2 separate regions of the Homo sapiens genome follow, and region 2 is linked to region 1. Evidence: chromatin loops called from intact Hi-C (ENCODE). Cell type or tissue: adrenal gland. All regions are shown on one strand. Links, peaks and the distances in the headings refer to the core of each region. The heading gives the core; the rest is flanking DNA.

Region 1 (15,397 bases), core at 3,872-11,871:
TTCTTTGCAACCCTCTTTGCATGTCTAATAAATCATTTTCATACTTTAAACAAGCTCTTTAATTGGCTGGGACAGAAGCTGCTTTCTGTCGTCCTCTTCCTCTAATGTTAATCAAAGCATTTATAGTAGCAGCAACCCCAGCGTTACTAAATTATGTCTTCTTGAGAGATTGGAGGTACATCGAGAGAACAAAAGCTGGGCATGCTCACCATGGAGGATTTTTAAATCACAGTAAAATGTTTTGAAGTTCTTTTCTTACTCAAAACCACTAGGCTTCGGACTAGCCAGTGAAGCCTCTAACCCCCAGCAGGGCAGGAGGTGCTGGTTCACTCAGAGCCCCTAGACTTTCCTTTAAGTTCCTAAGTGCATTTGATCCATGGTCCCAATGGGGCACCTGCTTCCATTTCTTCATCCATCCAAGGCAAGAACAAAACACAACCAGCCTCTCCATTTTTTCAGGGAAGCTTTAGAGCTCTCCTGGCCTGTTGCCCTTCTGGAATCATGCCACTCATTAAGATGGAAACACTTGATGCATATTCCTGTGTGGATTGATGTATGATTCCCCAGACTAGATAGAAAACAAGGACTTTCCCCTCCCATCAAACACAATGTAACATTCTGCTTTTGTTGGTCAACATTTAACCAACAAATGTCGTGGAAGAATTAGGAAACCTGCTCCCCCAAGGAAATAAAGCAGACTGGGTTTCCAGGTCCAGGCCAGAGACTTATGCAAGCTTTCTCTGCTTTCCTTACATGAGTGTATTTGATCTTCAGTTAAATCACTGGCAAAATAAGACTTCCAGGCCACTTCGGAGCTATTAACACATGTCTGCCTCCTTCCTCGTTTTTGGATCTGTGATGGGAATTTCAGCAAATTACCTCCTTCCTGATAACTATAAATTCTTTATTTTCATGTCTCTGGAACCCGAGGGAAGTTGTTTTATCTGGATCCTGTGCCTCTTGGCCTAGTCTTTTAACTTCTTCATGTCATAAATACATCAATTTCCAAGCAGTCAGGGAAGGTTTTCCTCCTTCTCCCACTACACTGCTGGATTCTCTTTTGCTTGTAGTATCTTTGAGGCTACAGTCTGACCCATGGAGATGTTCCATGGAAACAGTTCAATATAAGATGTAACAGACATGCTGATAAATGGTATGTATTGAAGTCACTTAAGATGAAGACTATAAAAAGAATGAAGAAAGAATACTTCTCAGCTTTGGATGTTCTTTATGTTTTCATGTATCATAAATAATTTTTCCTTAGAATAACAAACATTGCTATTTGTTGACATTTTTTAATCTAAAGAAAAATTGCCTTTTTAATTCATGATTTTGTCCCATATGCATCGCCTTCTCTGGACCATACATCAGCCAAATCAGGTAGCTTCATCCTTACTTCATTACTTATCAGCTTTGAGAGCTGGGATATTTATTCCAAAAGGAAGGTGTAAATTTTTAAAAATTAAAAACTATTTGATTGACAAGTAAAAATTGTATATATGTATGGTGTACAACATGATGTTTTGAGATTATATACATATACACATGTACATACACAGTACACATTGTAGAATGGCTAAATAAAGGTATTTAACACATGCGTTATCTGAAAAATTTATCTTTTTTTGTAATGGAAACATAAAATCCACTCTCATAGCAATTTTCATATACACAATATGTTGTCATTAGCTGTAGTCACTATGATGTACAATAGATCTCTTGAAATTACTCCTTTTGTCTAATTGAAATGTTGTGTCCTTTGGCTAAGATCTACCTAATCCCACCACCTCCCAGTCTCTGTGGTAACCACTATTTTACTCTTTGTTCCAATTACTTCAACTTTTTTACCCTCCACATGTAAGTGGGATCATAGGATACTTGATTTGTGCCTAGTTTATTTTATGTAACATAATGGTCTCCAGGTACATCCATATGGCTGGATTTCCTTCTTTTTGAAGCTTCCATCATGTATATATACCATATTTTCTTTACCTGTTCATCTGTTGATGGGCACTTGAGTCCAGATCTTAGCGATTGTGAATAATGCTGCGGTAAACATAGGAGTGCACTTATCTCTTCTACATACTAATTTCATTTCCTTTGGATATGTAGCCAATAGTGGGATTGCTGGATCATATGGTAGCTCTATTTTTAATTTTTTGAGGAACCTCCATACTGTTTACCCTAATGGTTGTACTAATTTACATTTCTACCAACAATGTGTAATGGTTCCCTCTTCACATTCTCACCAACACTTGTTGTCTTTTATCATTTTGATAATGGCCATTCTAAGAGGTTTGAGGTGGTATCTTATGGTTTTAATTTGCATTTCCCTGATTAGTGATATTAAACCTTTTAAATATATTTGTTGGCACATGTATGCCTTCTTTTGAGAAACATCTACTCAGGTCCTTTGTCCATTTTTAAATCAAGTTATTTGTTTTCTTACTACTGAATTATTTGAATTCCTTATACCTTTTGGACACTAATCCCTTATCAGAGGTATGGTTTGTGAATACATCCTCTCATTCCATAGGTTGTCTCTTCAGTCTGTTGGATTGTTTCCTTTGTTGTGCAGAAGCTTTTTAGTTTGATGTCATTCCATTTGTCTATTTTGGCTTTTGCTGCTTGTGCTTTTGGGGTCATAGCCAAAAAATCTTTTCCCAGACCAGTATCATAGAGCATTTTCCCTATGTTTTGTTCTAGTAGCTTTACAGTTTCAGGTGTCACATTTAAGTCTTTAATTCATTTGGAATTGATTTTTGTATATGGTGTAAAATGAGAGCCTAGTTTCACACTTCTATGTATGGATATACATTCTTGAAGAGACTGTCCTTTCCCCATAATTTTGGCACCTTTGTCAAAAACCTATTTACCATAAATGCATTAATTTATTTCTGGGGTCTTTATTCTGTTCCATTGGTATATGTGTCTGTATTTATGCTAGTCTATGCTGTTTTTATTACTATAGCTTTGTGGTAGGTTTTAAAATCAGGTCATGTGATATCTCTCTGTTGCTTAAAATTGCTTTAGCTATTTAGGGTCTTTTGTGGTTCCATACGAATTTTAGGATTACTTTTCCTATTGCTGTAAAAAATGTTATTGGAATTTTTATAGGCATTATGTTAAATCTGTAGATCACTTTGGGTAGTACTGAATTCTTAACAATATTCTTCAAATTCATGAAAATGGGATATCTTTCCACTTACTTGTGTTCTTCAATTTCTTTCCTCAATGTTTTATAAATTTCATTATAAACTTTTACCTCCTTGGTTAAATTTTTCTTAAGTATTTCTTTTTTAGTATTGTAAATGAAATTGTTTTCTTTATTTCCTTTTTGGATAATTCATGTTAATATATAGAAATGCTGTTGATTTTTGTATGTTGATTTTGTATCCTACAACTTTAGTGAATTCATTTTTAGTTCTAACAGTTTTTTCATGGAGTCTTTATGATTTACTACATATAAGATCATGTCATCTGCAAACAGAGACAATTTAACTTTTTCCTTTCCAATTTGGATGCCTTTATTTCTTTCTCTTGCCTAACTGTTCTGGCTAGTACTTCTAGTACTATGTTGAATAAACATGGCAAGAGTGGGCATCCTTGTCTTCTTCCTAATCTTAGAGGAAGAGCTTTCAACTTTTCTCAATTGAATATGATGTCAGCTATGGGCTTGTTGTATGTGCTCTTTATTGTGTTGAGATACATTTATTCTGTACCTAATTTGCTGAGTGTTTGTTTCATGAAAGAAAGTTAAATTTTGTCAAATGACTTTTCTGCATCTATTGAGATGATCATATGGGTTTTGTCCTTCATTCTGCTAATGTGGTGCATCATATTAATTATTGTATATTGAACCATCCTTGCATCTCTGGGATAAATCCCACCTGACCATGATGAATGATTCTTTTAGTATGCTGTTGAATTCAGTTTGCTAGTATTTTGTTGAGGGTTTTTGCATCTATATTCATTAGGAATATGGGCATGTAATTTTTTTTCTTGTGGTGCTTTTTCTGGCTTTGTTATCAGGGTAATGCTGGCCTGGTAAAATGAGTTTGAGAATGTTTCTTCATCTTCATTTTTTGGTAAAAGTTTGCAAAAAATTGGTATTTTATCCTTTAAATGTTTGGTAGAATTCAGCAGTAAAGCTATCAGGTCTTGGGATTTTCTTTGATAGGAGGCTTTTTATTGATTTAATTTCCTCACTCATTAATGGTTTGTTTAGATTTTCTGTTTCATCATGATTCAGTTTTGGTGGGTTCTATGAGACTAAGAATTTATTCTTTTTTTAGCTTATTCAATGTGTGCTGTGTAATTGTTCATAACAGTTTCTTGTGATCCTTTGGATTTCTGTGGTATAGGTTATGATGTCTCCTCTTTCATTTCTGGTTTCATTTATTTGAGTCTTCTCTTTTTTTTTCTTAGTCTAGCCAAAATTTTATTGATTTTGTTTATTTTTTTCCAGAAAACCAACTTGTAGTTTTGTTGATCTTTTCTGTTTTTAAGTTTCTATTTCATTGATTGCTGCTCTAATCTTTGTTTCCTTCCATCTAGTAACTTTGGGTTTATTGGAGAGGTTGTAGATTTTATTAAGGGTTTGAAGTAGCTGATTCATACAAATATAAAAACTAAAGAAATATCAATGAAGGTCATAGTTTATACTAATTCATTGGAGGTGGGAAAGCAAAATGCAAAACATATTGACCATCAGTGCTAGATACAAGGATTCAACTTGCTGCTGGAAATAGCATGTGTGCTATTGCACACATGCATTTTGTGAAAGTATACATGGTTTGGAACCCTACAGAACTAGGCATAAGAAATCTTTCCAAATAATTCCCCTAAGCAGAAAGAAGAGGGTCAAATATTTCAATTCCAAAATAAAAGTTTTCATTTTCAATAAAATCACATAATTTGAGAAAAGTAGAGCATAGCAATATATAATCTTATTTGGAAAAAATTACTGTGAGCTTATGACATTAAAATAACTTGTATTTTCCATCTCTGACATTAGTAAATATAGTTAAGCAGCAGCACTGGTTTTACTTACCATCAACTCTCCTGTTTATCCCTAGTTCCCAGATTTTGGACTTTAATAGTATTCTCTACTACTCTTTACTACTTATGGTAGGGAAGCTGATTCCATGTTTTGGGGCAGTAAAACAAAACAAATTGGAATGAGTCTGGGACATCTTGTTATTGCTAGAAAACAAATATGTTTTTAAGAATGTTGGAGACTGTACTAAAACACTAAAAAATCAATGGAGTCAAGTTAAAGAGATTCCTGCTGATCAAATTTCGATGATTTGATGAGAGAGAGGGAGAAAGTGAGCATGAATTATGGTTGACTGAAAGAAGTTGGGTCTAGTCTGAAAGGTCATTAGCTTAAAATGATGCTTGAGAGAGAAAAGTTAATATAAGCCATATAAAAAGATAGTTATAATTTAAAGAAGGGTAAATGAAATAGGGTATGTTTAATGGGGATTTAATATATGTGGGTATTTTATTTCCTATGAAAACAAATTTATATTCCTTACTATATAGTCGCTATAGTGGGTAGTACAATAGACACAAAAATAGGAAGTCAAGTTTCCCTTAAAACTTAGTATCATAATGAAATCAGAAAGACTAACAACATGGGGCCCCACATAATAACTGGATAGGAATGAAGACTAGCATTTTATTGGTACCAGTGACCACGCTGTAGAAAGAAATCAATGGTGATCTCAAAAATGATAGTTCGGGCACGTGTTCTGAGGAGGAGGACTGAAAGGTAGACTCAATGCATTATCTCCTAGGAGGAAATTCTTCAATGGCCCTAATAATCTTAATAAACTATTTTTTTAAATTTCCAAGAAGGTATTCCAACAGGCCAAGTCTATATATCACAACGATGGGATAATGAAATGGGATTTGCAACACTGCTCAAATCAGTTGTGAAGACATCATGGTAGTAACGCACCATTGTAAAAATAAAAAAAAACAATTTGATATATGTGGATTTAAGTGCAGCTTAATCTGATGATGACTGGCTAGTGTCTGAATCTCCTTAGACACCTGGATCTGTGTCCTCACCAAGAATCAGCTGGATCCTGACACAGATCCTGCAGTTGGCTGCTCTCAGGTAGTTAGTTTTCATTTGGATATGGTAATATTTTTGAACCCTAAGAAGCTATAAAAATAGAAAAATAGCTGATATGTTAAGAATATAACCCAGGAAAAGACTAAGAAGAAAAATGTGAGTCCGGACAAGGGTCACATTCACTATATTAGCACATTTATAACTGATTTTAATCTAAAAATACTGATTACCTTTGTATTTACAACAATTTTGTGAGAGTTTTGCATATTGAAATGCATTTAAAATATTTAGGAAAATTAGATACATCAAAATTTTTATTTCAATGAAATGCTTAGAGACATTGTGATCAATATTTCAGTGTTTGGAAAATTTAATTTGTTGGAGCACTAGTTTTTGATTGTTAGTTGCATTGAGTAGATAAGTAACCTATAGATACTTGAGAAATGTTGATACTTTTGTTTAAATAAATGTATATTATTTAATTCATAAAACTAAAAAATGGGCATTAAAGAAAGTGCAAAGAGAAGTGTTTCTAAAAGCAAAAGAGGTCTTTCTAAAACCCCTTTGTCATCAATTATCATAACTATCAATTATCATAAGGACATAGTTTCAAATCCCCCTCAACACACCAAGTAATTGTGCTCAATTTCTAGTTGGGCAAACTAAACTTCCTGAGACTCCTTTTTCTTCTGTGTATTACATCTGAAGGTTGTTTCATAAGAAAATAAGACATTTAATAATTTAAGAGAGACAGATCTAGGCTTAGAACTGGTAAAAAGTAGAAATTCAATAAATGCAATAGAAAGGTGACTGAAAATTTAATATGGCAGAATAACTTGATTGAAAAATGGTTGTCTGTGTCATAGTATCATTTCCTTCATTTAATTGGTTATAAGGCCAGGCTTGGTGGCTCACACCTGCTATCCCAACACTTGGGAGGCCAAGGTGGGAGGATCACCCAGGAGTTCGAGGCTGAAGTGTGCCATGTTCATGCCACTGCACTCCAGCCTGGGCAACAGAGCAAGACAGACTGACAGGAAGGAAGGAGGGAAGGAAGGAAGGAAGGAAGGAAGGAAGGGAAAGAGAAAAAAGAAAGGAAGAAAGAATATATTTAATCATAGAAGATTCTCAGATTGTCAAAATTTCAAAATTATAAAATGAATGAAAATTTGATTAAAAGTTCAGAAATCACGGTACTAACTAATAATCTTTTCAATTTGGGAGCTGAAAAACACGGGTATTCTTTTAAAATTAGTTCAGATACAGCACTTAGAGGGGTTAGTCAATTGGTGTATATGTAATATGTATGTATATATGTATATTTAATAGAAGAGATTTTACAAGGCCTTTAAACTTGTGAGAATAAAAAACTATTTTGAAAAGCTATGTTGATGCTTAACAACCCAAGCTATATCCTTATAAAATAGAAAAATTCACATTTGAAGCTCAATCCTTAAGAATCATCATTTTTCTCATAAAATTTTCTGAGCTTTATATAATAGCCCTAGGCAGGAACACATCTGACTTGTACTGAATTTTTAGACCTCGATGTATTTACATAAATAATCCAAAGGGAAATAGGTTGTTTCCAACAGCTTTAATTAGTTTTCCATATATATAGGTCATAACTGGGTTTTACTTAGATATTACATTTAGTAATGGCTGTTAAATATAAATTGAGTGTGTACCTGGGAGCATTAATTCATAGACATCTCACAAAGAATATGGAACATCAACACAGCTTTCCCATTACTCAAACTTTTATCACTAGCCTGAAATTGACCGACTAAATGACTGTCGTGGGTAACACATAATGCTGTAAAACTTATTACAGAATAAAAAGCTTGAGGGATCATTGGAGTGTTTAACATCAGGACTGGCTTGTTTTCCCATTACACTTGATAAAAGAACCAGCCAAATTGCCTTGAATGAAACTTTATTAAACAAACAATGTCAGTTCTATACCTATGCACTCCTCTAGGAGAGTGTGGATTATTTTGATCATAATAAGAGCACTTCCCAGCCCTTCCTCATGATTTCTCTGGACAAGAGACCCAAATGATTAGCATGTAAATGACCTGTCATATTATTAAATTGTTATTGCAGTGAATTAATACAATTAAGCAAGTAATATAATTTCAGTGCAATCTTCTTTACATTAAAATGCCATTCCCTTCTTTCTTCCTGTCTAGCATAGCAAAAAAGAGGAAAGAAAAAAGAAAGAAAGAAAAAAGGAAGAAAGAAAAGATAATGATTTTAAAGAATTTTCAGCAAAGAATTATATTCAAGGTCTGAGAGCCACAAGAGTCTAAAGATAAAAGAAGAGAAAAATGCTCTGGGCTTCCGACCTGTGACATTCTGCACAGTCCCGGGGCAGAGAGCCAAGCCTCTACTGTTTTGCTGCCAGGGAGTTTAATAGAAAGATCTGCTCTTTGATCACTGTGTGGGATTCTGTGACTGAGGAAGAGCCCTGGCCCCTCTCCTAGCACCACCAAAGCCTCTGTAAAACTCTTATGTGGCTTCCACCAGGTGGCAGCAGGAAACAAGGTTTGCACAAAAATTGATGTCTTGGTCTAGAGTAATGAACGCATTAAAAGAAAAATGAATTGCCACAGTCCTGTGAGAATTCATATTAACAAACTCTGCTTTAAGAAAATAAAGTCTCCTGTGAAAATTTTTCTCAAGTGTGAGTTGTTGCAGCAAAAGAGAAATTTCAACTTTCAGGGGATCTTAAAATCAGAATGTAACATTTTGGAAACAGACGGATCTGTGATACTACATCTATGGTCACCTACGGAGTGTCAGATCCTGGTTTAAAAAGCACTGGCTTAAATGGTAAGGAAAGAAGGTATTTTTTTCTCTTTCCCTCTTAAGAAAACAAGTGCAATTCATGGAGACTCTTAGTTATGTAATTTCTAGAAATTAACACAAGTGACAGATAAAGGATTTGCTGAGTACACAGTAGGTATTCATTAAGTAATTGTATTTCTTTCTGCACTTTTGCAGAAAGTGTGAGTCTCCAAAGACTCCTGCGTCCCCAGAGACTTCTGAGAGGCTCTAGAGATAAGTCACATAACTGCCAAGCTTGAATGTTCTAAGAAATAAACATTATCAACCTCTTCCTTCAAATGCCAGTATTTTATTTCATGCATAAAAGGAAAGGTATGCAGAATGTTTGAATGTTTCTGCCCTTGGTGGAAATAGGGACTGCTAGTCTCTTCAGGGAGTAAAACATGTAAATCTCAGTCCACTTTCTCCTCTCTGCCTCTGGTTTCAGTCACCTTCTCTTCCACATGCTAACCTACCTGTGACTCCTAATTCTTCACTCCCACCCTCGGAATGTGCATCATTCCTGCCTCGTTTTCTCCCTTACAAATGTGTTCATGCTATGAAGGGAACCGAAGTGGAGTCAGAAGAAACCCACTGCCCCCCACTCTGCAACCTTATGTCATTTCTCTAATGTTATTATGAAAGGTAACTGAGAAAATGTCAGTGTCAGCCATAAATTATCATGTGCATTTAAGAAAATCATTATTTTTGAGCGTCTTCCTATGTTGCTTTCCTTCTGCTTTCAGGTATCTCCCATCTCGACAAAGCAACACAACAAAGCAATGGGATAAATCTGCTGTCCCCTTAGGGTGCAGATCCTCTTCATCCACTGATCTGGAGTGGACAGTATACACCAGTGTCCTGTATACCCTCTTTATTTCCCCTTGTCTTTTATAATGTGACTGTCCCAGAATCTAAAGCTAATGAAGTGCATTCTCTACAACCACCAAGAGAATCCCAAAGTTCAGGCCGGGTGCAGTGGGTCACGCCTGTAATCTCAGCACTTTGGGAGGCAGAGGCAGGTGGATCACGAGGTCAAGAGATCGACACCAGCCTGGCCAACATGGTGAAACCTCATCTCTACTAAAAATACAAAAATTAGCTGGGCGTGGTGGCACACACCTGTAGTCCCAGCTATTTGGGAGGCTGAGGCAGGAGAATTGCTTGAACGCAGGAGGTGGAGGTTGCAATAAGCTGAGATGGTGCCATTGCACTCCACGCTGGTGACAGAGTGAGACTCTGTCACAAAACAAAAAAAAAGAAAGAAAATCTCAAACTTCAAATCCAATGGCCTTTCCTTGGTCCTCATTCTCTTTGCTTTCTCCTTAAACCTGCGAATCCCCCACCTCCCTGAAGCTCTCTCTCTTGACTTTCATACCACAATGAGCGTCCTGGTTCTCTTCCACATCAGCTTTATTTGATGCCTTTTGCGTCTCTGACCACACTCCTCCTCTATCTCCTTCCCTAGCCTCGCCTCATATGCCTTTGCTGTGGATATTACAAGAGATGCAATCAATAAGTGTTCCCTCCAAGTTGCTCCTCCCATAACTCATAAGAGAAAAACCTCACTAGCTTGGATTTTCCCCTGGGCTTCAGTCTAGCGTCCTCAGTTTCTGGGTGTTCACTGGATGCCCTTCAGCCCTTGTCATCTGGGCCAAAATACAAGTATTGTTCTAGTTCTGTTGGTCCCAACCCTGACTTAACCCTTTTAGCTTTTATCCACAGCCACTCAGTTCCACTGTTGTGATTCTTATTTTGAAATGGCTCATATATCTCTTCCATTCATTCATCTCTTCCTTTCATTCTATTCCTACTGCAATGCCCTTCTTTAAAAGCCGGCCTGATGACTCCCACCTGTAATCCCAGTGCTTTGGGAGGCCAAGGCAGGAGAATCCCTTGAGCCCAGAAGTTCAAGACCGGCCTGAGCAATGTAGTAAGACTCCCATATCTATAAAACATTTAAAAAATTAAAAAAAACAAGCAAACAAAACAATGCCCTTCTCTATGCTTACTCCATCTATCAGCCTATATCTGGTTACTCGCCTTTCCATAACCAACTCCTCCAATCTTGCTCTCGCAAGCCCACTTTCTCACATACATTCATGCCATGAAGTCTTCCCAAATCACTGTCATTTATCATATGCTCGGGAAAAATTACTACCCCCTCAGGCCTCAGTTTCCTGGAGACATGTTTCTTCTCCTTGCCATTCATCCTCCTCTGAGGCTTAGTTCAGATATCCTCTCCTCTCTGTTAGTCAGGGTTCTCTAGAGGGACAGAACTAATAAAATAGATATATATATGGAAATTTATTAAATATTAACTCACATGATTACAATAGGCCATCCGCAAGCTGAAGAGCAAAGAGAGCCAGTCCAATCCCAAAACTGAAGAACCAGGGGTCCAATGTTTGAGGGCAGGAAGCATCAAGCATGGGAGAAAGAGGTAGGCTGGGAGGCTAGGCCAGTCTAGTCTTTTCAAGGTTTTTCTGCCTGCTTTATATTCTAGCCGTGCTGGCAGCCGATTAGATGGTGCCCACCCAGATTAAGGGTGGGTCGGCCTTTTGCAGCCCACGGACTCAAATGTTAATCTCCTTTGGCAACACTCTCACATACACACCCAAGATCAATACTTTGCATCCTTCAATCCAATCACGTTGACACTCAGTATTAACTATCACACCCTCCATGAAGCTTTCTCAGGTCCCCCTCACCCAATAAAAAAATCACACTTTGGAATAGAATAGCCCTTACTTTTCCAGTACACAGTGGCCTACTATGAATTGCATCATTTTGCTTAAGATACTAACTTCTTCACATGTTTCTTTGTCATTGAGATTTTACATTTCTTTAGGGAAGTCTGTGCGTCTTATCCTTGTTTCCATTGCAGTACTTAGCAGATGCATGATATAAATGCTCAACACATAAAGATATACCATCTGTATGCACGGTTTCCACCTATGCCTTGAGTCTCCTTTATTCTTTCCTCCCCGTCTCTAACACCTAAGAATCCATCCACATACATATTTTTGTGAAAGAATACAATGAAAATAGCTGTATGATGAGGACAATTCACACAGCTTTGAGAATGCACTTCCTCATCTGCAAACAAGATCCCCACGTATGTTGACATTTGAGATTTGTTTCCTCACATTTCCCCCCCTGCTCTATAATTTTGATCACTGATACCAGTAAAAGTGTTCCTAGATAAAATATGCATTGCATAGTGAAGGTCTAAATTAAACAGTTTTTGGATTATTACCATTCTTTGGCAAGGCATAGGTAGGTAGTGCATCAGGCTTTATCAGTTTTCTTTTCTTTTCTTTTTTTTTTTTTTTTTTTGAGATGGAGTCTTGCTCTGTTGCCCAGGCTGGAGTGCAGTGGTGCAATCTCGGCTCGCTGCAAGCTCTGTCTCCCAGGTTTATGCCATTCTCCTGCCTCAGTCTCCTGAGTAGCTGGGACTACAGGCGCCGCCACCACGCCAGGCTAATTTTGTTGTATTTTTAGTAGAGATGGGGCTTCACCGTGTTAGCCAGGACGGTCTCGATCTCCTGACCTCGTGATCCGCCTGCCTCAGCCTCCCAAAGTGCTGGGATTACAGGCTTGAGCCACCGTGCCCGGCCGCTTTATCAGTTTTCTTAGGGGCATTTACACCAAAAGCTGATCACTTGAATGGATAAGTTTATCAGTCAGGATGAGCTGGGCTTTGCTGCAGGACAAACAACCCTGACATCTTAGTGGCTTAACAAGGCAAATGTTTATTTCTTGCATCTGCTATATGCTCATTGTAAGACAGGCTCCCCACTATGTCATCTTTACTCTGGGGTGCAGGATGAAGCTGACAGAACCACAATCAACCTGGAGTGTTGCTGTTTGCAGTGATGGCTGACTCTCATAGGGAGACAACTTGGTGAACTGCACATTAGCTCTTAGAGACTTTGGCACAACAGTGATACAGGTTACTTCTGCCTCCACATCATAAGCCAAAAATAACATTTTAAGCCCCACAGCCATCTGAATTGGCCTCTCCTCTCAGCCAAGGGCATTCCAAAGTTAACCTGAAAAACTAGTTCAGGTCATGATGGGGAGTGGGGGTTGCACATGCCTCATTATACCCTCCTCCCTTTGGAATCCAGGCACAGCTGACCAGCATTAACATTAATAGAGATCTTAAGACTTTCTGTAGCAATAAGACACCCAAATCCAGCCTGACTCTAGTATAGCATTACATGACAGATAGCAGGTCCTGAAAGAAATCCAAGTATTTTGTCTTAAAATATATTTCTTTGGCAATTTTTGAAATGGCCCTGCAAAGCTGTCTCTTGTGGGGAAAAATCTAACTTCTGTAGAGAATCCCTTTCCATTTCCAGGTCTTTTCCCTAATCCAGGAGAGAATTCACTGAGTCTGGCACCTTTTTAAGTCTGATAAGAAACATTTACAATCTATTCTCTCCAAAGCCGGCTACCTGTAGGCTTTGTATAATAAGAGCCTTGGTCTCTACAACCACTTATCTTAATCCAGACACTCCCTTCTATGGATTCCAGATCTTTAGATAAACTCAACCAATTGAAATTACAATAGGACATCTGGGCAACATCATGAGAATCTGCCTATGACCTGGAAGGCCCCCTTCTACCCTTGGCTTCCAGTTGTCCTGCTTTTCCAGACAAAACCAAAGTATATCTTACATGTATCGAGTGATGTCTTATGTCCCCCTAAAATGTATAAAACCAAGCTGTAGCCCGACCACCTTGGGCACATGTTTTCAGGATTTCCCGGGACCATTGGTCACTCATATTTGGCTCAGAAGAAATCTCTTCAAATATTTTACAGAATTTGACTCTTTCTGTTGACAACATCATAGACCCAGGCAAGTCACATGCCATACAGATCTACAATTCAAGCAACGATATGCAGTGAGAATTATTCAAGATGTAGACACCACCATTCAATCACTAGAAAAATGTGCCCATTTCTTCCTCATTTTTCCCTTCTACAAATACTGTTCATAGGTTGAAAAAGCTATTTGTTGTGACATTTCTAACAAATTTGAGAGAAAGTAAACATGTTTTAAAATCTAGATTTCAATGTATTTATTATTTTTAAAAATATGTAATTTTTTCTTCTCGGAAAATCAAGTTAAAAATGTCAAAAATCTATTCTCAGGCTGGGCATGATGGCTTATGCCTATAATCCCAGCACTTCAGGAGGCCGAGGCTGGTGGATCATCTGAGGTCAGGGGTTAGAGACCAGCCTGGACAACATGGTGAAACCCTGTCTCTACTAAAAATACAAAGATTAGCTGGGCATGGTGGTGGGCACCTGTAATCCCAACTACTCAGGAGGCTGAGGCAGGAGAATCGTTTGAACCTGGGAGGTGGAAGTTGCAGTGAGCCGAGATGGCACCATTGCACTCCAGCCTGGGCAACAAAAATGAAACTCGGCCTAATATATATATATTCTCAAATCATAGGTGTAAAAAAAATGTTAAAAATAAGTATTTAAAACTCATTATTATTTTAGATTGGATGAAATAGAGAACAGGAAAATTATGCAATTTAAAAGAAGTGGCCAGGTGGGGTGGCTCAATGCCTTGCTCAACGCCTGTAATCGCAGAACTTTGGAAGGTCAAGGCAGGCAGATCACTTGATGCCAGAAGTTTGAGACAAGCCTGGCCAACATGGCAAAATGCCATCTCTACTAAAAATACAAAAATGAGCCTGGCATGCTGGCATGCACCTGTAATCCCAGCTACTTGAGAGGCTGAGGCATGAGAATCGCTTGAACCCAGGAGGTGGAGGTTGCAGTGAGCTGAGATCACACCACTGCACTCCAGCCTGGGTGACAGAGCAAGATTCTGTCTAAAAAAAAAACAAAACAATGATTATGTTTTTGGGTACATTAATCTTTTTAATATCTGAAACCATACTCTATTAAAATTAATATTGTAATATTCTATTAAAGTTGAATCCAATTATAGTAACTCTGTGGTATAATCCCAGACTTTGTATGAGAAGGAGTTTATTTTGGCAGTAAAACTGGTAAGAAAAACAAGAACAGAATAAATCATCAGAAGCTTGCTGAATTTTATTTTTAAACAAAATAGTGTATATCAACTTCTAATTGGTAACTTGTATGTATGTAACATAATAGGAAATACTTGAATAAGGTCCTTGTTTATTTTCTAGTTTAGGCCAATTCTAAAGAGTTACAATTAGCCAGGTGATACTTTTACTGATGAGACAATTCAGTCAAAATGTGTAATTGTACTGCCTCCATTTAGTCTTGAGTGTATAGTTTTATATCCGAAAAAAAGAAAGATTTTCAAACAAACAACGTACTAATTCTGGTCTGTTAAAGACTCTAAGGGGCATTTTGAATTTGTTTATTTGAATCTCCCCAGGGTTTCTTGAAATGGGAAGAGCTCACAACCTTTATGGTCTGTGCCATGCAGCTCTTAAGCAACAAAGCAGGGAACATCTGGG
Region 2 (15,397 bases), core at 5,043-13,042, 550 kb after region 1:
GTGGGTAAATCCCTGTTCGGGGCTCTCAGCTCTGAAGGCTGTGAGACCCCTGATTTCCCACTTCACACCTCTATATTTCTGTGTGTGTGTCTTTAATTCCTCTAGCACTGCTGGGTTAGGGTCTCCCCAGCTGAGCTGGTCTCAGCATATCATTATCCCCAAAGGAAAATCTAGGTTTTCTGGAGCTTGAATTTAATGTCATTTTGGAATCTCTCTTTAAGAAAAGATTGAAATATTTAAATACAAATACATATGTAGGTCTGAACATGGGCACTGGGAGTGCACTTGAAAATTATTCCTACACTAGATGCCTAGCAATATGTGACAATATAGAGAAATAACTTCAGAGCACATAAATATTGTCACTAAACACAAATTTATGGATCTCAACTTTCCCTTAGCATGACACCAAACCTGTTCAAGGTTTCTCCAAAGATCTTCACCATGTGATGGAAGAAAGTCATACTGAAAGAGACAGAGCTCTTAGCTAGTCACAGTTAAGGTATCTTAACATTGTAAACTTAACATAAGCATATGACTATGTGAACATATATGCCCTACACAAATAAAAGGCCCTGAAGCTTAAGTCCCAATAGCTTCTCAGTTAACTTCCTCCGATTATTCCCAGCTTGCAAATAAAGATGCTAAGTCTCAGGGAGATTTAGTAATTTGCCAAAGTCACACAGCTAGTCCGTAAATGAAGTCTTGGATTTCAACAGGTGCTCTGCCTGCCCAGGTGATGTCACTTCTGCTGTCCAGTACAAACTCTTACTTTCTTATTTGCTTTTTTTTTGGAGCTTTTTTTTTTTTACCACTGAACAATCCAAATGTCTCCCTGAACAAATTCTTCATTTAAAAAAGAAGAAAGGAAAAGGATATCACTTTAAATGGTGAAGTGTGTGGTAGGTGAGGAGGCACTTACATGATAAGTGGAGAGTTTAGTTAATTAGATTATTATAGCATTGGACTGTAGCCACTGTGTCCGGCAACTCTAATTAGACATCAATGCTGCAATAAGCCTATTTTGAAAATTAAGATATAATTGGAAAAACACGTGATAGTCATCTTCTCACCCTTAGAATTTCAAAGCACATATGGACCTGAACTACCTGAAATTCTGAAAAAGCTTCATAAGGAGATGATGTGCCACTGGCTCTCATTTATAGGCATGTCTGTTATCTGGGCCAAAACTGTATATCCTGCTTGCATTTTTTATTACCCAAAAAGTTGCTCGATGATTTCACCTAAATCGCTAATGATTAAGTGGGGCACATATATAAACTATCCAGCATTGCTCCATTTCTTTTCCCTTAGTGAACACGGAAAGATCAAACTCATTTTAATCATTAAACATAATATGAGAAGGTTAAAAATGCTCTTTTAAATAGTTCTATGCATTCCATGATCAAATAGAAATATATTGAGTGTAACCAAAGTTTTGAATAATTCATGACCTGCTCAACCTTACCTTACAGGGTACGATTTAAAATTGACCACATTGATTTTATTGCCCAGTATACAGTGAGATCTCATTTATCTGACATCATTTGGGAGCGAGTTGTTCATAGAACCACAGAATTTTAGAATTTGAGAAGACCTCGGAGAGCATGTGATCTATCTCCCTCACTGTAACTACTTATATTACGACAACAACAACAACAGCTGTTTGAGCTCTTCCTATGTGTCATATTCTATGCTGAGTGTTTTGTAAGTGTTGTGCCTTCTGTTTGTCACAGTAATCCTATGAGGAAGGTATTATTCTTTCCATTTTCAAAGGAGGAAAGTGAGGCTTAGAGCAATTAAAGTAACAGAAGGCTATGGAGCTTGAAAGTAATGGAATAGAATGAGATTTGAGCCTATAGCCCCTGTTCCTAGCCACTGCATTATACTAAGAGTCAAAGATATCATATGGCTTACTCACTCAAAGTCACTCACTAATTTAGTGTCAATTACCAGACCAGAATTTGGGTGTTCTAACTGTTACCATCTTCCCCCTATATCGTATACATTTTTAAAAGAAGTAGATGTTAAACATAAATGGAGTTTTCCTTGCTATAAGCACTAAAACTCATTTTATTTTAAGTATCTTTAGTGGAAATCATTCTAAGTTATTGCAGTTTTCTGCCTCCTTCATCATATTACATTAAATATAATTGCTATTTCTTGCTGACTCAGGTTTCAAAATTACCTACATCAATCACTGGATTACGCTGCACCAATCTGACACCTTTACCAAATGATCTCAGAAAATTTTGTTTCATTAACTTGTTTCTTTTTTTTTTGAGACAGAGTCTTGCTCTGTCACCAGGCTGGATTGCAGTGGCACCATCTCGGCTCATTGCGACCTCCAACTCCCCGGTTCAAGCGATTCTTTTGCCTCAGCCTGCCAAGTAGCTGGGATTACAGGCACGTGCCACCATGCCCAGCTTATTTTTACATTTTTAGTAGAGATGGAGTTTCACCATGTTGGCCAGGATGCTCTCGATCTCCTGACCTTGTGATCTGCCCTCCTTGTTTCCCTTTTTATAAGTAGTGAATCCTTGCAATATATTGTTACTGGAGATGTCATGTTGCATTGTGCAAATTCTAATTGCTCTTCTTGTATCCTAATGCACAGAAATATAACTTACTCTTTATATCTGTCATAGGTTAGGAAACAATATAGGCAGACTTGTTTAAATTGGGAGTTTGAATAACTAAACAGAACAAATGTGACCTCTGGGTTAGAGGTGACTTTCTTTGGAGGTATTAAGCTGCATTCTGAAAAATGAAGTGGAGGCAGACAGAAGAGTCCAGGGGAAGTGCTGTGAAAGTAGAAGGAAAGAGATGTGTAAAGGATGGAGGTAAGAGTGTGATGTTCTGGGGGGTCTGGAGTGACACTCAGAGTGACTGGAGTCCAGATTTCAAGAGGAGCAAGTAGGAGCTGATGAGACTGCAGACAATCAGGGACCAGGTCTTCAAAGAACTGATGCTTTAACTGAAGGACTTTGATTAAGTCTCAAAGTAATGCAGAACATTTGAAGGAGTGTAAAGAAGCAGAATGAGATGATCAAATTTTATTACTAATTTCCTTTGTCTGGTATCAGCCTAGACATGAGAGAGTTAACAGTGGAATCAGGAATAGCAATTATAGAGAGGATCAAATTTTATTACGAATTTCCTTTGGCTGGTATGAGCCTGGACATGAGAGAGTTAACAGTAGAGTCAGAAAGAGCAGTTATAAAGCCATCACATGGTCTTGAAATACGATCCTCTCAGTAGAAGTCAGTATCCTCATTTCTGTAATAACAAAGAAAGAATGAACAATTCCTAAAAATGCTTCCAGCTCTAAAATTCTGTATTCCCTGATTCTTTGGGTTGTGATTATTCCTGACACCATGGTCCATAGTATGCAAAGAAATAAAAGTTTTTGACTTGGTGTAGGGATCTCAGTCTCTACTTGATTACACCTGGGAGTTGATAGTGTCACTACATTGGCATCTGACATTTATTTTCCTGGTCTGAACAAATGTAAAGGTTTGTGATGATGGGGTAAAAACACAACACAATTCAGCTTTCAAGAATCTCAATTTGTTTAGTAGTCCAGTAATATTCTCAGACTATCCTAGTGGCTTCTCCAGAAGGTACTAGTGAGTGGATAGCGTCACTGTCTAAGTGCCTGGACTTTGAAGCCAAAATAGTTTGGCTCTGGATGACTCTTCTGTTTATGAGCTTTGGAAGTATCAGCACATCACTTAACCTTTAGTGTCCCAGTTCCATTATCTGTAGAAGGGGAATAGCACTATAATGTATCTCATAGAGTTTTGTGAGGAATGAACATTTAGAGAGTCTTGTACTTATTGAGTGCTGTGTAAGTACCAGGTCTCATTATGCTAGCTATTATCTTCCCAAGGACCATTACTCTGGAAATGAAAGAGATATGGAGAATACTAAAGATAAATGGGAATTTAGCTCACATTTTTGATATATGTATATATATGTGTGTATATATATATTCTTTTGAAATAAGAACCTATTGGCTTATTAATTCAGACCTAACTTATGAACATTCTAAAATCAGAACTGTCTAGATAACCTAAAAACAACATTAAGCCCAAAGCTGGCATCATTCAGCCCCTGTATAAGCTGTTATATTAAGAGACACCTCACTATCTTGGAATAAACAGAGTTTCAAAGAGTACTGACGGTTCAAAAATTTTTTTCTTACATTGAGCTGAAAACACACTCCCTGGAGCATCTTACTAGGGGTCCTAATGCTTTTCTCCCTTAACAATAAGCCTTTAATTGATGAAACTAAGTAGAGAAAAAAAGTTAAAATACTCAGGAAAAAAAACTGGCATAAACATGATATCAGGCCTTTTAGTTGAGGATTATTGAATTTGTTTTTATTGTGTTCCCTGGGAAACATCCAAACTACAGGTGGCTCTATGAAAATTTCAAAGATAGGAGGGATTTTTTTTTATATATATAATCTCACTCTGTTTCCCAGGCTGGAGTACAGTGGCATGATCACAGCTCATTGCAGCCTTGACCTCCTGGGCTCAAGCGATCCTCCTGCCTCAGCCTCCCGAGTAGTTGGGACTATAGATGCGTGCCACCTCATGGGCTAAGTTTTTATTTTTTTGTAGAAGGGGGTCTCACTATGTTTCCCAGACTGGTCTTGAACTCCTGGCTTCAAGTGATCCTTCCTCCTTGGCCTTCCAAAGAGTTGGAATTACAGGCGTGAGTCACTGCACTTGGCCTAATGTGTTTTTTGTTGTTGTTTGTTTTACTAATTGTTTAACAGGGCTACTATCACTCTAGGAGACAGTTGGAAATAGTATTAAAAAGATGTACCCTTCAAATAATTGTCTGCAATAGAAGAAATTTTCATTCACCAACAACCACATTTGATTCAACATTCTTAAAAGATTGCTTGATTTTTTGGCCACCTTGACTTAGATTTTCTTATACCGATGAACGTTTAGTTTCTTCTGTCTTAAATTTGACTTGCATCACTGTGAGGAGTAAGTTTATTAAAAAGCTTCATGGAGTTCATGAAAACATTTGTTCAGAAGGTTAGAATCAAACAGTCACCACTAACTCAGCTTCCTGGGAGATTTTTAGTGGTCTGTAAATAAATGTTTTTTCAAATTCACATCAGAAGAAATAAAATAAATAGAGATAATATATTCAAGGAATCTTTAGTTAACATCCAGCATGTGCTACATGCATTTTTAGGTACTATAAGGAAAAATGCACAAAACTTAAAAATAGCCCTTTTTGTCAGCACATTTTACATAGATCCATTTTCAGAGTCAAAATATAAACACCTGAATCAGTACAAACCTTTATAACATGGATTTCTGGACCCTTGTTATATGAAGGCATATGATAAAAGATGTGCGTTTCTTTGAAAATGGTTAGATTTTTCATTTTAATTTTTAATGGGCTGAAAAGTCCACATGATCTAGATTATCACCCTGTAATTAAGTCACGCTTATATTGTGTTAGCATTGGAGATTTCTTTAGTAAGAAGCTACAACTTTTTTTTTTTAAGGTTCTTTAAGAAAAAATGACAGAGATGGCCTTTGTAGGTAAGTAAGGCCCCACTATTACATATTGCATTTGATAGTAGCCAATACCACATTTACATTGAGAATAGGTACTTTACTTTAGCAAAATATTACATGTCACATTAAATTAATGTTGATCATTTGGAATGAATGAATTTTGTTATTCAGTTTGAATATAATTTTTAAGTTTGTTTTCTTTTACGATTATATAAGAGTTCCAAGCATACAGATTTATTCATAGCTTTATGATTATGAATGCTTAATAATCAAAATAATTTAATTTACCACTGTGTATTTGCATTTTTAAAAATGTACTTATTTGAAAAACATTAGGAAAGAGTGTGAAAGTCTGAGACTACCTATTAGAAAGGTTATAACTGTGTTACTCACATTGTATTTAATGCTAGACTAAAAGACCAGCATGGTTCTTTCCACATTTGGGAATCTGTAACGTGCTAAAGTGTATTGTGAAAGATTAGACAAAGGAGGTATCACTGTGGTCTGGGTGTTGAATGGAATAGAGCAGGCAGGAAACTGGTTGAATCTTAATAAAAGGGTCAGATTTAGAAAGATAGGGAAGAGAAGACAGAGGAGTGTCCATTCTTAGATGTGTGGACAGAGAACTGGGATTTTTATGTGACTTTAGAAGAGGTGGCGTGGTGAGAGGGGAGGCTTTACGGCCAGGCATAGGTTAAACACATTATTTGAAGCTATGTTCAAGGCCTGGGAGGTAGCATCAGGCAGTATGAGCAGTTGCGGGTCTTGAAAAAGAAAGTGATTGCATCAAGCAGCTATTGAAAAATTTTAGTCTGATGGCAGAGAGGGAGGTACATTAGGAAGTCAGAGAACGCTGCGTGTTAGCACTGCTCTCACCACCTTGAAATGTACTGAGCCCTCTCCAGGACTCCTCTCCCTCCCACTGAAGTAGATGTCCAAAGATTTCGGACACATACACCATGGACAGATATTTCCCCTCACTCGCAAAAACTCAAGTGGCACCAGCATTTTGGAGACAGAAGTCCCAGTGGGCACAAGGCAGCTGGGGTCTGGGGCTTGACTCCTCTCTGTCCCTTTGGTGTCCCCCAAAACTGTTGGAAGGGAGTGAGCACGAGGACCAGGAAGTTCTTGTTTGTTTTTCTTCATGAAATTTATCACAGCCAGAAATGATATTTACTTTTCTTTTTCTCTCCAACTAAAAAGTAAGTTTCAAGAGGGCAGGGACTTTATCTGTACCTACTCACTGGCACATTCGCAGCACCCTGTGCGTGATAGATGCTCAATAAATATTTGTTGAATGAGTAAATGAATGAAAATATATTTGAATTTATACAGATGAAGAGTAATTGGAGAGGAGTTTCAAAGGAGGAATTGATTTTAAAATGCTGGGAAAAGAAACATGTTAAATTTCAGACTCATTTGGTAAACTCTGTGGATGCAATAATTTTAAAAGTTGTCTTGGGTAGCTTAGTTCCTGCCACGGTGAGTCATGTAAGTGCTCAGAGCTTCAGAGATTTGTTTCTTCCCCTACTGGGGTGAGTATGTGTGGATTTCTCTCCTCTTCCTGTCTGGTTCTAACCTCCTTGTTGGGAAATGCTATATGATCAAGGATACCAGGACTGCCTCTTGATATATTAAATGGGAATATAAAGGAATTTAGTAAATCCCTATTTCCTGGCAACGCCTGTCTTTTACGTCTGTTCCAGTACATTGCTGCAGACTAGGAAAGCCTATTTTTGCTGACAGAGGGTGAATATTAAACTGTTTTTACTGCTGTATTTGCATTCTTATTGTGACCTTCGCGGTCCTCGCCTCCTCCCCATCTTCCACTCACAGATGGAAGCTTGGCCTGAGTGGGGAGAAAGTCCTACACAGAGACACCGAGGAGCCAGGCAAATGGAGATATTTCCAAAACATTTATCTCCATTACACATTCATCAGATTAGAACTTTGGAGGAAGAAAAAGCCATTTATTCATCCAAAAGCAAGAACCCGGGAAGAATCTGAATATCATTTAATGGCAGCCATCTTAGATTTTAGGAAGTTTTCATTCTCCAACTAGAAATCTTTTTCCACTGTCATATTTAATTTCCACCTTTTAACTAGTTGATTTTGACACAGCTGGTGGCCACCTTTTTATTTATTTATTTATTTATTTTTATTTTTCTGAGACAGAGTCTCACTCTTTCGCTCAGGCTGCAGTGCAGTGGCGCGATCTTGACTCACTGCAAGCTCCGCCTCCTGGGTTCAAGCAATTCTCCTGCCTCAGCCTCCTGAGTAGCTGGGATTACAGGGGCCCGCCATCAGGCCCAGATAATTTTGTATTTTTAGTAGAGACGGGGTTTCACCATGTTGTCCAGGCTGGTCTCAAACTCCTGACCTCAGGTGATCCATCCGCCTCGGCCTCTCAAAGTGCTGGGATTATAGGCATGAACCACCGCGCCCGGCCTTGGCCACCTATTGTTATCAGATGTTTGTCAAGCTGTATTTCAATATTTAATAACCCCCTGGATAATGCCACACATTGGGGTAGGGCGTGGGTAGGCGGGAAGGGGCACCAAAATGGCAGGGAAGAGTCAGGCCCCAGACCCCAGCTTCCTTGCGCCCACTGAGACTTCTGTCTCCAAACTGCTGGTGCCACTTGAATTTCTGCAAGTGAGGGGAAATACTTGTCCATAGTGTATATATCTGAAGTCTTTGGATATCTACTTCAGTGTAAGGGCGAGAAGTCAGGGAGAGGCATTTGATAAATTTCAACGAGTGGATAGAAATGCTAAGCTCTTATCACAATCCTGCTTCATCTTGATTGTGAGAATCAAAGGAAATTATCACTTGTTTTTATTGCCCATTGAAATTTTGATTCCTAGTTCTTTCTCCACCCGAAGGCCACTTTAAACTTTAAAAGTCCCATCTTTGAAATAAAGATTTATTTTTTATGAAATTCATGGGTTTTGCATACCTGCAAAAGACTCAAGTTTTAGTAATTTTCTTGGGAACCGTCCAAGGTGTCAGTCACTTTACGAAACCATCAATCTGAAAGTCCCCTTGGCATTCAGAATCATATGATTGCCCTATCCTGTTCCGTGTAAGGGTACTACTGGCTTATTCTTCTGTATCCTAAGGAGGCCTGGGCAGAGGAAATTGAGCTCTAACTTGTTAAGAAATATAATTCTAAGTGGCACTGGGACCATACAAACTGATTTAAATAAACATTTTCATTAATATTCAGTCTTAGAGGGCTATATCAAGGTTTCTCAACCTCAGCACCACTGACGTTTTGGGCTGGAAAATTCTTTGCCAGGGGCTCTGCAGTGCTTTGTAGGATGTTCACCAGCGTTACTGGCCTCTCCCATTAGATACCATAGCAACCCCAACCAAATGGGACAATCACAAATGTCTCTAGGCATTGCCAAATGTCACCTGGGGGTCAAAATCACTCCAGGTTGAAAACTACTGGCTTACACAATGCCCCAAAATCAGGTTGAGCCTCCATGTTGATAGAGAATTGCGTAAATTCTAAAAGCCAGAAAGTTAAAGGCAATACTGATCTCTTTAAACCACAGAATAGCTTGCTAACTGAATAGTGGTATTATTAAGCTCTCTCAGTCTCTGATTCTTTATCTGTAAAGGATGTTAAGAATGAAACGGTTTAATACTAGTTCTAATGGTTTCACTTATTGATAGTTCACATTTATTACATGCTTAATGTGTCTTCAATTTTAACTGTTGCTAGTACAACTGAAGCCAGTATATGATTGTGAGTATAGTTAAAACTATTCTTACCAATGCCCTGTTGGTCTGCTATCACTGAGGCAATGAAGTAAAAAGTAAGGTGCTTTTTTTTTTTTTGAGATGGGATCTCCTGGGCTCAAGTGATCCTCTTGCCTCAGCCTCCTGAGTAGCTGGGATTACACATATGAGCCATTGTGCCTGGCTCCAAGTAAGTATTTTTTTTTTTTTAAATAAAGCTTATTTTTTTAAGCATGAAGCTTAAAAATGTTACCTGCATTTTGACCTGTCAGCTGACTTTAAAAGATTCAATTTTATAAATATAGGTATTTAACTTTTCTTTTATTTCTGTATCACTAAAGAGTATACACAATAAGTACTTGTCCCTTGAGCTCTTTCTTCCTACTCATTTTCAGTAAGTTTATGGAAATCAGTTCTGGGAAGAGTTCACCCAAAGGTTTCATATTTATGAGGTTTAGAAAAGGTAGAGACTTATGTAAACATAATCAGGTCATCAAAAATTCACAACCTTCTGTAATATTTGATTGTTAATAGAAATTTTGTCCTAGGCATGAATAAACATTATCTTTGAATTTGCAGTTAGAATAAAGTCTTTTATGATAACTTTTAGTTTTTTCTAAGATCAAAATAAAACAAAACAACATCCCCAAACAGAAACTGAATTCCAGCTATAGCTTTGTCATTATAATCTATGTGTTCTCTTACACATCATCTGAATTCTTTCAGTCTACATTTACTCATCAGTAAAACAGAGGTGATAGATTTTTTCTCCCAGAGTTCTTATGAGAAATAAATGGGGCAGTATATGAGTAACTACTTCAGGAATCATATTATTTAATACAAAAGTAAGATATTGATATGGTTTGGCTGTGTCCCTGCCCAAATCTCAACTTGAGTTGTATCTCCCAGAATTCCCACATGTTGTGGGAGGAACTCAGGGGGAGGTAATTGAATCATGGGGGCTGGTCTTTCCCACTCTATTCTTGTGATAGTAAATAAGTCTCATGAGATCTGATGGGTTTATCAGGGGTTTCTGCTTTTACTTCTTCCTCATTTTCTCTTGCTGCTGCCACGTAAGAAGTGTCTTTCACCTTCCACCATGATTCTGAGGCCTCCTCAGTCATGTGAAACTGTAAGTCCAATTAAACTTCCTTTTTCTTCCCAGTGTCAGGTATGTCTTCATCAGCAGCATGAAAACAGACTAATACAGTAAATTGGTAGCAGTAGAGTGGGGCGCTGCTGAAAAGATACCCGAAAATGTGTGAAGCAACTTTGGAACTGGGTAACAGGCAGAGGCTGGAACAGTTTGGAGGGCTGAGAAGATCAGAAAATGTGGGAAAGTTTGGAACCTCCTAGAGACTTGTTGAATGGCTTTGTCCAAAATGCTGATAGTGACATGAACAATAAAATCCAGGCTGAGGTGGTCTCAGATGGAGATGAGGAAATTATTGGGAACAGGATCAAAGGTAAGTTTTGTTATGTTTAGCAAAGAGACTGGTGGCATTTTGCCCCTGCCCTAGAGATGTGTGGAACTTTGAACTTGAGAGAGTTGATTTACGGCATCTGGCGGAATAAATTTCTAAGCAGCAAAACATTCAAGAGGTAACTTAGGTACTGTTAAAGGCATTCAGTTTTAGAAAGGAAGCAGAGTATAAAGGTTTGGAAAATTTGCAGCCTGACTATGTGATAGAAAAGAAAAACCTGGCCGGGCATGGTGGCTCATGCCTGTAATCCCAGCACTTTGGGAGGCCGAGGCGGGCAGATCACAAGGTCAGGAGATCGAGACCATCCTGGCTAACATGGTGAAACCCTGTCTCTACTAAAAATACAAAAAAATTAGTCGGACATGGTGGCAGGCACCTGTAGTCCCAGCTACTCGGGAGGCTGAGGCAGGAGAATGGCGTGAACCCAGGAGTTGAAGCTTGCAGTGAGCTGAGATCACACCACTGCATTCCAGCCTGGGTGACAGAGTGAGACTTTGTCTCGGAAAAAAAAAAAAAAAAGAAAAGAAAAACCCATTTTCTGGGGAGAAATTCAAGCCGGCTGCAGAAATTTGCATAACCAGCAAGGAGCCTAATGTTATCCCCAAGACCATGGGGAAAATGTCTCCAGGTCATGTCAAAGACCTTCACAGCAGCCCCTCCCATCACAGGCCTGGAGGCCCATGAGGAAAAAGTGGTTTCATGGGCCAGGCCCAGGTTCCCCGTGCTACGTGCAGCCTAGGGACTTGGTGTCCTGTGTACCAGCCTCTCCAGCCATGGCTGAAAGGGGCCAATGTACAGCTTGGGCTGTGGTTTCAGAGGGTGTAAGCCCTAAGCCTTGGTAGATTCCATGTGGTGTTGAGCCTGCAGGTACACAGAAGTCAGGAATTGAGGTTTGGGAACCTCTGCCTAGATTTCAGAGGATGTATGGAAGCGCCTAGATGCTAAGGCAGAAATTTGCTGCAGGGATGGGGCCCTCATGGAGAACCTCTGCTAGGGCAGTGAGGAAGGGAAATGTGGGGTTGGAGTCCCCACACAGAGTCCTAACTGGGGCACTGCCTAGTGGAGCTGTAAGAAGAGGGCCACCATCCTCCAGACCCCAAAATGTTAGATCCACTGACAGCTTGCACCTTGAACTTGGAAAAGCCACAGACACTCAACTCCAGCCCATGAAACATCTGGGAAGGAGGCTGTACCCTGTAAAGCCATAGGGGAGGAGTTGCCCAAGACCATGGGAACCCACCCCTTGCATCAGCGTGACCTGGATGTCAGATCTGGGGTCAAAGGAGATCATTTTGGAGCTTTAAAATTTGACTGCCCCACTGGATTTCAGACTTGCATGGTCCCTGTAGCTCCTTTGTTTCGGCCAATTTCTCCCCTTTGGAACCGCTGTATTTGTCCAAAACCTGTAATCCTATTGTATCTAGAAAGCAACTAGCTTGCTTTTGATTTTACAGGCTCATAGGTGGAAAGGACTTGCCTTGTCTCAGATGAGACTTTGGACTGTGGACTTTTGAGTTAATGTCGAAATGAGTTAAGACTTTGGGGGACTATTGGGAAGGCATGATTGGTTTTGAAATGTGAGGACATGAGATTTGGAGGAGTCAGTGGCGGAATGATATGGTTTGACTGTGTCCTCACCCAAATCTCAACTTGAATTGTATCTCCCAGAATTCCCATGTGTTGTAGGAGGGACTGAGGGGGAGGTAACTGAATCCAGGGTGCCAGTCTTTCCTGTGCTATTTTTGTGGTAGTCAATAAGTCTCATGAGATCTAATGGGTCTATTAGGGGTTTCTGCTTTTGCTTCTTCTTCATTTTTTCTTGCCACTGCCATGTAAGAAATGCCTTTCAGCTGGGTGCGGTGGCTCACCCCTGTAATCCCAGCACTTTGGGAGCCTGAGGCAGGCAGATCACAAGGTCAGAAGTTCGAGACCAGCCTGGCCAACACAGTGAAACCCCATCTCCACTAAAAATACAAAAATTAGCCAGGCACGGAGGCACACGCCTATAGTCCCAGCTACTTGGAAGGCTGATGAATCACTTGAACCCAGGAGGTGGAGGTTGTGGTGAGCTGAGATCGTGCCACTGCACTCCAGCCTGGGCAGCAAAGCAAGACTCTGTCTCAAAAAAAAAAAAAAAAAGTGCCTTTTGCCTTCCACCATGATTCTGAGGCCTCCTCACACATGTGGAACTATAAGTCCAATTAAACTTCTTTTTCTTAGCAGTCTCAGGTATGTCCTTATCAGCAGTGTGAAAACAGACTAATACAGATGTTATTTTTGTCATTGCCACTACTGTCATCACAATCCCCACGATTATTGATAATACACTGAATATTCAAAATAACATTCTGGACCTTTCTTGAATAAATAAACACTAATAGCCAGAGAGATAGTTAAACTTTTATTAGATTGGGACCTTATCACACCTGGTGGAGTCCTGTGATTTCCTGGCCTTTGGAATAAATTTTTCATGTTTAAAAACATAATGGAACATTATGGAAATAGTCAGAAAAAAATCTTTTTATCCGGCTCTGTTGATAGCGATAAATGCATATCCCCTTTGAAATCTCTAATGATAAAATTGCCTATGCACTAAAGGTTTATTTTCTGGAAACCTGTAGTCCTAACACATGAAAAATATACAAACATACTTTGCTTTTATTTTATTAAGCCTCAACGTCCTTGATTCCCTGGCCTCTGCTTTGAAAGAAGTTGGTAACATCACCATAATAGTTTGACTTCATAAACAAACAAACAAACAAGAAAATAGAAACCAAAAAAAAAACAGCATTGTTACTTTGCTCTGGAAATAGGCTGTGAAATAATTCTCAAAAAGCCACAGTGTTATGTTGTAGCCTCATGATCATAGCCAGGAGGATGAAGCCCTTGTTTCTACTGTCAGGCGCTTCTACAGAGAGAGTGGCACAGTGCCTATAATATAGTAATATCAATAAATGAATGAATAATGGAAGGAATGAGAAAAGGAAGATTGGTTTTTATCTTTTTATGGTGGAGTTCACTTTCAAAAGCCAAAATGAATCACCAGAACAGGTATAAATATTAAATATATTTGCTAATCTTTATTTGCATTGGGAAAGAGAAAGCTGACTTTCTCACTGAGACCCATGGTATAAAAACAATCCAAATTGTCCAGTGTCATTTTTCATGATATGGTGCTGTTAAACTCAGAATCTACAAGCTCTCAAGGGTATAATGTAGATAGATGGTGCTGATATGCTCACATATTTTCTGTGCCATTTGATTCTAAAATGGACATGTATCGTTTCCATTTTATGATTAGCATAACTTTTTTACACATTATTCCACTTGCCATGATTAAAGATGGTTTCATCCCCATGGTCTGGCTCTTTTCTTGTTTATCTAATGGTTGCCCAGTGGCTACTGTACTGTATATGTTCTGAGCTCATCTACTGTGTGTCATTTTAAAAAATCACAAAAGATATTACTTACTTCCTGCTTACCTCTGCATTTGGCTATTTGATAGAATACTAGCTTGTTCGGATTGGTATTATAACAGATTTACATATAGAATCAACTCCTGGGCTCTCCTCCGATGCCTGTTCTTCTGGGCATTACACATCCTACTTCCACTGTTCCCTCTCATGTGTGGGCCAACCTAGCTCCCTTGACCAGGAATATAAAATTGTTACCAGAAGAGAGAGGCCATTTGTCTTATGATTAAACCAGGAACATGTAAGATGTACAAGAAAAACAGAAAAAGCTAGTCTGTGTGTGAGCACACATGCGTGAATGCATGTGTGTACATGTATGTGTGTGCATGTGTGTCTGTGAGTGTTGTGTGTAAAGGAGAGAGGGAAAGCTAGCACACTGAGGGAGACCAAGTGAGAGACAGAATGAGTAAGGTTCTGTTCATGCTCTGCAGCCTTTCTGAGCCCTTCTCTGGCCTCCTGTGCCATGAGACACACCTGCATCCTTAGAAAACCAACCAATGTGGCCTTCGCACAGAGAATGTTACACTTACTGGCAGCCCAAACTACCCTAACCCATGCAGTCTGCCTTATGCCACGATCCCTGTGAATGAGGAAATAGAACTTCATGTATTTTTCTCCCCTAAATATTCTTCTGAGTTCAGCCACAATTGAGTTTGACTATTTAGAGTAAACAGCTTCCCACCTCAGAAACTTATGTCTCTTCATGGACTTCCTTGGGCTCAAAGGGAGCCTGCTTGGCCACATATAGGTGCAACCTGGAAGTGTGTGAAAGTCAATATCCTTAGAGTCCACCCTGAACCAACACAGGACAGGAGTCAGTGAATAACGTCCCAGCATCCCCACGTACCAAAAGGTTTCTCAGAGACTCTCCAGTGGGATTGAGCTCAATTAATAGCAGCAGTTTCTCCCTATCAATGCACTTTTTTTGTTTGTTTGCTTTCCTCCCTCTCCTGTCTTATTATCTCCACTCCTTCACTTGGGCTTTCCAGGATAACCTCCCAAATAATCCTTCTCCTAGTCTCAGGCCAGCCTGGGTCTTAATCTCAGAATCTGACTTGAGAAGAATCAAAACTATGACAGAAGCCAACTTTGCTTTTGTAAAAAGGGCTTCCTAAGGGAATGAGATAGTTACACGGCT

What was found. A loop is a pair of places that touch in the nucleus more often than their neighbours do. Peaks named below come from ENCODE experiments on the same cell type or tissue, not always from the same donor. Only the 100,000 strongest peaks of a DNase experiment are listed, where the experiment ranks them.
Region 2: it touches region 1 in a loop (2.7-fold over the local background); 10 of 110 quality-filtered maps call a loop at or near these places.

What each region holds. Positions count from the first base shown.
Region 1 is chr7:148,077,461-148,092,857 of GRCh38, reverse strand. All of the region lies in intron 15 of CNTNAP2 (contactin associated protein 2), which reads right to left. Among named protein-coding and RNA genes, the nearest start is that of C7orf33, 510 kb to the left of the region's middle. In adrenal gland, for the core only: a CTCF peak has its summit at 8,609 (motif pointing right); a DNase peak (open chromatin) is centred at 8,537.
Region 2 is chr7:147,527,715-147,543,111 of GRCh38, reverse strand. The region is part of intron 11 of CNTNAP2 (contactin associated protein 2); the gene reads right to left. Among named protein-coding and RNA genes, the nearest start is that of MIR548F4, 160 kb to the right of the region's middle. In adrenal gland, for the core only: no CTCF peak of the experiment used is centred there; no DNase peak of the experiment used is centred there.